Regions from separate parts of the Homo sapiens genome. Here regions 2 and 3 are each linked to region 1. The links are chromatin contacts, found by Hi-C or POLR2A ChIA-PET in ENCODE. All regions are on one chromosome and are shown on one strand. The core of a region is the stretch at or near the end of the contact, and the rest is flanking DNA. Distances in the headings are between cores, read along the strand shown.

What was found. Hi-C counts contacts between places; a loop is a spot of excess contacts on that map. ChIA-PET counts read pairs that join two places held with the same protein, here RNA polymerase II (POLR2A). Pooled maps may share reads with other maps.
Region 2: a loop to region 1 is called in a map with no recorded cell type, with 7 times the contacts of the local background. The contact joins two enhancer-like sites. A Hi-C loop is called at or near these places in 6 of 37 single-sample maps with no recorded cell type and 13 of 50 pooled maps.
Region 3: a map with no recorded cell type shows a loop between it and region 1 (7-fold over the local background). The contact joins two enhancer-like sites. A Hi-C loop is called at or near these places in 6 of 37 single-sample maps with no recorded cell type and 8 of 50 pooled maps. POLR2A ChIA-PET finds 5 or more read pairs at or near these places in 2 of 52 experiments (WTC11 and naive thymus-derived CD4-positive, alpha-beta T cell).

What each region holds. Positions count from the first base shown.
Region 1 is chr6:158,516,934-158,519,656 of GRCh38, reverse strand. No RefSeq gene overlaps it. Among named protein-coding and RNA genes, the nearest start is that of TMEM181, 42 kb to the left of the region's middle. Within about 2 kb of position 1,321, at least 11 of the 41 ENCODE cell types and tissues checked have a DNase peak (open chromatin) inside an H3K27ac peak, as active enhancers do.
Region 2 is chr6:158,288,922-158,291,644 of GRCh38, reverse strand. It overlaps a transcript of TULP4 not described here. Among named protein-coding and RNA genes, the nearest start is that of TULP4, 22 kb to the left of the region's middle. RefSeq lists a silencer at 681-730. Within about 2 kb of position 1,409, at least 7 of the 41 ENCODE cell types and tissues checked have a DNase peak (open chromatin) inside an H3K27ac peak, as active enhancers do.
Region 3 is chr6:158,357,588-158,360,310 of GRCh38, reverse strand. The region is part of intron 1 of TULP4 (TUB like protein 4); the gene reads right to left. Among named protein-coding and RNA genes, the nearest start is that of SNORA116, 36 kb to the right of the region's middle. RefSeq lists an enhancer at 2,384-2,633. Within about 2 kb of position 1,375, at least 6 of the 41 ENCODE cell types and tissues checked have a DNase peak (open chromatin) inside an H3K27ac peak, as active enhancers do.

The sequences.
Region 1 (2,723 bases), core at 72-2,571:
GTGTCCTGAAATCTCTAGCTGAGTGCCTCAGCCTGCCTAGACTCAGCAATGCTGTGTAGCCCTCCAATCAGAGTCTGGGCTTATGCTGCCCCCCAGCACACACCACACACAGCCGGGAGGTGCTGCAGGCGGCTCTCCCTGCCTCGTGACAGCTGAGGGTGACATTTCCAGGAATCTTGAGAGCCAATTTTTAAATACAGTCATTATATAAAATTAAATTGCTACTTAAGGCACATCTCTTTCCAACTCCTCCTTCAGTGAGTCTGGTGGGAATATTTATACCATGGAAATCAGCAAAAGCCACAAATCAGGGTTGATTTCATTTCATTGTTTTAGTCTAGGCTCTAGACTTAAGAATGTGATGAAGGCAGTGTTCATAATGCAATTTAAATTAAAAATGTGTCATATCTGCACCATCACATTGTAAACAGCACAAAAGAATCGAGATCTGATCTTCAAAAACTATTATCCCATTTAGCAAAGAAATGGCTTATGTCATTAATGTATGAGTAAAGTTCTAACATATGTTTATGGTGTTTCACTGAAGACACATTTTCGTTGTTTCACTTTTGTCTTGCTCAAAAATGTAAATGAAAATAACCAACATTCATGTTGAGGCTACATTTGTTTACCAATTACAATCTTAGGTTGGCTGCAAGACAAACATTTGGCAAAAATCAACAAAAGCATTAGCTATTAAGTCTGGCTATATGGAGTTATAAGAAAAATATTGTGTATTTTGTTATTGTAATTGTGTACTACACATCCTATATAGCAATACAATTTATAATGCTCATGTAAGGTATATTTATTCATTCCAAGTTTGTGTGTTTCTGGAGAGCTGGTTGTTAGCTATTTACCAACACACCACTCCACTTGTTTGCCAATTTATAACCTTCAGCTGAAAGTATTGTTCTCCTGAAGAGGGCACCAGAGGGGACGGAGCCCAAACAACAGAGAGCACTGCACGGGGAATTGGGGAGATGCTGTTTACCCAGCAGCAAGGACCTGGCAGGCTGGATAGTTTCAGTGTGAACACGAAGAAGGCTGAGTGCTGATCAGGGTGCCGTTTACATTTTATACTCACCACCTTCTATTGCGAGGCTCACTGGCACTGGTTTTGTTTATTTCCATAAACATACAATAAAATGATCCTCCAGATCATCTTCGGGAACCTGGACAAAGTCTGGACAAAATGAACCCATCTTCGGAGTATCATCTCCCTCATGGGAAGGTGACTGCAAAGGAGAAAGGAAGTTAAAAGCAAAGGTCGGGGCAGGCGCAGCCGCGCAGCCTCACCCGGGCTCGTCTGTGACTCATTTCCCTGGAGGGGAGGCTTCTATCTGAGGTGCTGGCTTCTGCTCCCTGGGGAGCCGGCGCTTGTTCTCTGTGGTTCAGGATGCTTCAAGGAGCGATTCTCAAAGAGGGGCTGCGGCCTCATGGCTCTGAGATTTGCTCCTGACTCTTTTTCAACACACACTGCCTGGATGAGAGGAAAGTCACTTACGATTTTCTATCTGAGATTTCCCCATCTTTTAACTGGGACCAAACCTTTGCAGGGGAGGAAACATTTCTTTTCCTCATCCATCACTAGGGTCATGACCAGGGCCCCCATTAACAAGAGAAAACCATACAAATTTTATTTAATACAGCCATGCACCTCATAAAGATGCTTCAGTCAACAACAGACTGAATATGCAATGGTGATCCCGTATGACTATAACACTGGATTTTAGTTGTCCCTTTTCTATGTTTAGATACAAAAATACCTCCCATTGTGTTTCAGTTGCCTGCAGTGTTCAACACAGTGACATGCTGTGCGGGTTTGCAGTCCGGAAGCAATCAGCGGCCCCACAGAGACCAAGTGTGCCGCAGGTCATGCCTCTAGGTCTGTGTAAGTGCACTCTGTGAGGTTCCCACAGTGACAAAACAGCCTAGTGACACATTTCTCAGGACATCTCTCATTGTTAAGTGATGCAAGTTTTACATGACATGGGAACCTTCAGAAATGAGGACCCAAAGACACAGACACCTGTTTTTTTGTTTGTCTGTTTTGAGATGGAGTCTCACTCTGTTGCCCAGGCTGGAGTGCAGTGGGACGATCTCAGCTCACTGCAACCTCTGCCTCCCGGGTTCCAGCGATTCTCCTGCCTCAGCCTCCTGAGTAGCTGGGATTACAGCTAATTTTTGTATTTTTAGTAGAGATGGGGTTTCACCATGTTGGCCAGGCTGGTGTCAAACTCCTGACCTCAAGTGATCCGCCCACCTCGGCCTCCCAAAGTGCTGGGATTTCAGGCGTGAGCCACTGTGTCTGGCCGACACCTGTGTATTTTTACGCTGCTAAGTCTGATGAAGAAGTCGACAGGTGTGAGGGACAGTGGGACAAAGGGGTGTGATCCCTTGGGAATAAGCTGGGGGACTCCGCAGTGCCCGTTTGTGCAGGTTCTTCTCTGTACCCCTGTGTCTTCAGAGATGGAGACATTCCTCTCCTCTGGGGGCAGGGAGGGCACCTGTGGAACAAGGGTCTTGGGCCTGCTGCAGGGGCCAGGGGATGTGGGGAAGGTGAGAGTGAACTTCCTGCTTCTGCTGTTTTCTCAAATGCCAAGGTGCCACATTCTGGGGTGTGTGTCCTGAACCCCGTCACCTTCCCTGAGAAGGGCTTGTGGGGTCTTCCTGCTGTCAGAACAAGCTATACTGTGGTTTGCGAACCTGCTGTTACATGG
Region 2 (2,723 bases), core at 160-2,659, 230 kb after region 1:
AACAGAGAAAATGGAAAAGAAATATCTGAAGACATAACAACTGAGAATTTGCCAAAACTGATAAAAAAAAATGCACAGACACAAGAAGCAGCACAATATATGCCACGCAGGAGAAATAAAGAAGAAATCCACACCTGGGCACACTTTAGTAAAAGTGCACAATAAAAACACCAAGAGAAGAGTTCAGAAGTAGCCAAAAGGAAAAGACAGGTGCTTACAAAAGAATGACAATTAGATGACAGAGACATCTCAACAGCGGCACTGGCTGCCAAAATCAATGAAATAGTATCTTCAAAGCACTCAAAGAAAACACAATTATATTCCCAGAAAGATTGTCTTTTAAGAATTAGAGTGAAATAAGAAGACCATTTCAAAAGAATAACAGCTGAAATTTAAGGCCAACTGACCTCGCAATATAACATCTAAACAATATTCTTCAGGTAGAAGGAAAATGTCTCAGAAGGAAGGTCTAAGAAACAACGAAAAAAGAAATTGTTAAATATGTAGGTAAAATTAAACAATGTCTGTTCAAAACAGAACAATAAAGCAGAAACAGCAGACTCATATTAATACACAGTACTTATCAACTTCTAGGTATAGCTCTTAATGCTTTATAGGTACTATATTTCTCATTGAAAAGCCTTAGCCTTATGAGAAAGATCCTTTTGTTGTCCACATTTTATAGGTGAGGAAATTGAGGCACAGGCAGGTTAAATGCTTGCCCGACACTATCCGGTAGGCAGCAGAGCTGGGTGTCACACCAGGCTGCCGGTTTCAGTTTCTAGTTTATGTGCTTAACCACTAGACTGTGTCTATGACAAATGTGGGGGGGAAGGTAGAAAACTAAAAAATAAAAAAAAGACAATTTGATCAAACAAGGATGACCAGAGCCAAAAGTACTCTAAGGCCTTTATATTGTTTTAGAAGGATAGTTAAAATACTCAACCTTATACTTAATTATCTTAGGTAAGCATGGTAAAATTTAAAGGGCAATCACTAAAAAACTAGAAATAAAGTATAAAACTTCTAAATCACTGGAGGGGTAAAAACAGAAGGGAGGTGGGAGCAGGGGAGACCAAAATCAATCCCCTAGAAAGAGAAAAACAATACAAAAGGAAAAATAAATGAAAATGTACAAAGCTTCTGCACAGCAAAGGAAACAATCAACGAAGTAGACATAATCCACAGAATGGGAGAAAACATTTGCAAAATTATTCATCCAACAAAGGATTAACAACTAGAATATATAAGGAACTCAACAGCAAAAGACATTCTGATTTGAAAATGGGCAAAGGATCTGAAAAGACATTTCTCAAAAGGAGACAACAAATGGAGAGCAGGTACATGAAAAAGTGCTCCACATCACTATCATCAGGGAAATGCAAATCAAAACCACAAGCAGATGTCTTCTCACCCCAGTTAAAATGGCTATTACTAAAAGAGTCAGAAAATAACAAATGCTGATGTGGATGCTTGAGCCCAGGAGATCGAGATCAGCCAGGGCAACACAGTGGGACCCCGTTTCTACAAAAAATTTTAAAATTAGCCAGCATGGTGGCATGCGCCTATGGTCCCAGCTACACAAGAGACTGAGGTGGGAGGATGGCTTAAGTCTAGGAGGTGGGGGCTGCAGTGAGCCATTAATCACGCCACTACACTCCAGTGACAGGGTGAGACCCTGTCTCAAAACAAAACAAAACACTTCTTGGCTATAGCAAAGGTGGTATTTTGAAAGAAAATTCATTGCCTTAAATGCTTATGTTAGTCTGGGCATGGTGGATTACATGTGCAATCCCAACACTTTAGGAGGCCAGGGTGGGAGGACTGCTTGAACCTAGGAGTTCAAGACCATCCTGGGCAACACAGTGAGACCCCGTCTCTACAAAAAATTAAAAAATCAGCCAGGCATGGTGGCACATGCCTGTGGTCCCAGCTTCTCAGAAGGCTGAAGTAGGAGGATCACTTGAGCCCAGGAGGTCAAGGCTGAAGTAAGCCATGATTGCACCACCGTACTCCAGCCTGGACCACAAAATGAGACGCTGTCTCAAAAAACAAAACAAAACAAAACAACAACAACAACTTATGTTATAAAAGAAGAAACTGTTATAAAATGTTATAAAACTTATGTTAGAAAAGAAAACATGTTATAAATTAAGGGGCTAAACATTCAACTTAAAGAAGTTAGAAAAGTACAGCATAAACCAAAAGAGAGTAAAGGAAGAAGATAGTAAAAACAGAAATTAAATAAATAAAAAGAAAAAAAAATTAGACAAGCTAAACAAAGCCAAACACTGATTCTTTGCAAAATGTAATCAAAGACACAAAGCTCTGGCAAGATAGATAAAGACAGAGCAGCACAAATAAATACTGACAATGAAAAGAGGGCTACAACTAACTACAGACACCATGAAACTTAAGATAAAATAATACCATGAACAACTTAATGTTATAAAATTAGATAACATATGAAATGAGTAAATTCCTAAGAAACACAATTTAACAAAACTACCTCAAGAAGAAAGACAGTCTAAATTGTTCTATAACCACTAAAGAAAATGAATCTGTAGTTTAAAATCATCCCACAAAGAAATCAGGCCATATAGTTTACAAACGAGTTCTACCAAACATTCAGGAATAGCCTACAGCAGTATTACACAAACTCAATCAGAATATTTAAAAAGTGATAATAGCCACAACTAGTTCTAAGAGGTTATTAGAAAATC
Region 3 (2,723 bases), core at 126-2,625, 160 kb after region 1:
CTCCATGATGGACAGATACCAGGAATGCCCAAGAGTGCATCGTGCTACACCCGGAGTGACACTGTACAGGAGCCATACAGGAGCTATAAGAAGTGCTGCTTCTTGGCCAACAGGCACATTGTGCTGGCATGAAATCTGTTAATTTGTGTTATTTATAGTTACTCTAGCCTCACTTTTTTTTTTTCCTTGTTTGTTTGTTTGGTTTTTTTTTTTGGAGGCATAAAAGGGAAGGGGGGAAGGCTTCAACTGTCTTATTTTACCAACATCAGAAGACTTAACTCTGACCCTTAGCCCAGATGGGCCCTACATTCACCAAGTCCCCCAAGGCCAGAGTCAAGGGCAGATGCCCTTCAGAGTTACAAAGGATATGAATAAGTGAATGGGCAAGAGCAGAACAGACAGAAAGCCAGTCCACAGGGACAGGCCCACAGAAAAGTCTGTCAAAGAAGCCGTCTAAAATTCGTACCAAGGCCTATTCAACTGGGAAGAGAAGATAAATTCTGGGAGTTTTAAATTTTTTTAATTTACCAGCTTCAGTTGTGTGATGGTTAATATTCAATGTCAACTTGATTGGACTGAAGGATATAAACTATTGTTCCTGGGTGTGTCTGTGAGGGTGCTGCCAAAGGAGATTAACATTTGAGTCAGTGGACTCGGAGAGGCAGACCCACCCTCAATCCGGGTGGGCACCATCTAATCAACTGCCATCGTGACCAGAATAAAAAGCAGGCAGAAGAACGTGGAGAGATTAGACTGGCTTAGCCTCCAAGCCTCCATCTTTCTCCCGTGCTGGACGCTTCCTGCCCTCAAACATCATACTCCAAGTTCTTCAGCTTTGGGACTCAGACTGGCTTCCTTGCTCCTTAGCTTGCAGATGGCCTACTGTGAGACCCCACCTTGTGATCGTGTGAGTTAATACTCCTTAATAAACTCTCCTTTAACATACATCTGTCCTATTAATTCTGTCCCTCTAGAGTACCCTAATACAAGATGACATTAGTTTCCTTTGAGAATATAACCAGGAAGGTACACAGCAGTAATTGGCAAAGAACGATTTTTTTTTCCTTTCAAAAGGGGGTGTTTCTCCCAAATTCCATCAGTAGAGACCACTGTAAACGAAGTGGACACCCATTTCTTTTCTAGGTAAGAGGAAGAGGGGAGGGTGGCTGGCATAGAAAGTCACATAAACAACAAATTAGGGGCAGAATCTTCCTATGAAGGCTATCTTAATGTATTACACATTCCTCCTTATTCAATATAAAAGAACATGTAGTGAAGGGAAGCATGCATGTAATGTACATGGCTGACCACTGCCCAGGAGAAAGCTGAAACGGCTTAGATTGGCACATGCTGCCCGGTGTGGCCCAGCCTGTCTCTAATCTCAGCCCTCCAGCCCCACCCACCACCAGCTGCTGGTCTTCTCACACCCTCTACAAATACCCTGGGCAGACAGCACTTGTCTCCTGTTCTTTAGTCAGGAAACCTCGTTACCTATCAAGACTCAAATCAAATGTTACTGCTTTTGAAATGGGTTCTCTGATATCATCAAAACAAGCATTTTCTGCTAAGTTATCACACTAGAGTTTTCCATGATTTGTACATTACTGCCTTACAAGCATGTCTCTGGCCCTCAAGTAAGAGCTCTTTGAGTGCAGAACCGTTTCTCATATGTCTTTTTATACCAATGCTAAATAGATGTGGGATGTAACCAGCCTATAGAGGATACTTGTTTTACTGCAAGAACTAACAAATTCATTTATTATTAATATCTCTGTTATGCACAGTGACACTGAGAAATACTTCACCCTCAAGGGCTAACTGCCCCAAACAAGGCATAAATCCATATGAGTCGGTAAGTTTTCCCAAATGAAGCAATTCAATTAAATAAAGTGCTAAGTAAATATACCACAAGGACTGATGGGTTTGTTTAAATAAATAAAATACCTCAGTAGGGTGAGAATAGAGTATTCTGAGCATAATATCACCAAGTACACTTAAAATTTACACACAGAATCACTTTTCTCTAAGAATAGTTCACAGAGCTGTTTCATTATCTTAACAAAGTCTGTAAATCTCAGAGGTTCTCAGGTCCAAGGACTCTCTCCCTCCTTCCACTTGCACCCCTGCATGGTTTTGCAGAGAACATTCTGAGAAACCGATCTTGAGAAGCATGAAAAGTCCTGAAAGGTTGAAAGGTCTTCTCTGGATTAGTAACATTAAAAACAACTAATGTGTGTGCTGCTTTAAAATGTTCAGAGTCCCACTTCTGTTCTGAGTTAACCCACAGAGCACTCCTATGTGTCAGGGCAGACACAACCACAATCCTTTGCTCACAGAAGAGGACACTGGGTCCAGAAGAATGAGCGTCACACCCAACCTCACCTCCTTACTAAGTATGTAATGAAGACTCCAAGCCTGATGGATCTTCAGTCATCTATGCTTTCTCAATACGACACGTAACTAAGGTCCTAAATTTTACAAAGAAAAAAAATTAAGAGGTGAGAGGGCGAAGTCAGCAGCAAAGATGAAAGTGAAAATTCTCTGCCTGACAACAAACCAGAGTGACTGGAGAGGGCAAGCCTGGGCCAGCACTGGTGTAGGGACCTTGGGGCAATCCCTCAGGGAAGGCCAGGCCTCGGCATCAGAGGAACACTTCAAGTTTCAGGAGACGATTCCCTTTCTGGGTATAACATCAGAGCAAAGGTATAGCTTCACCAGCCAGT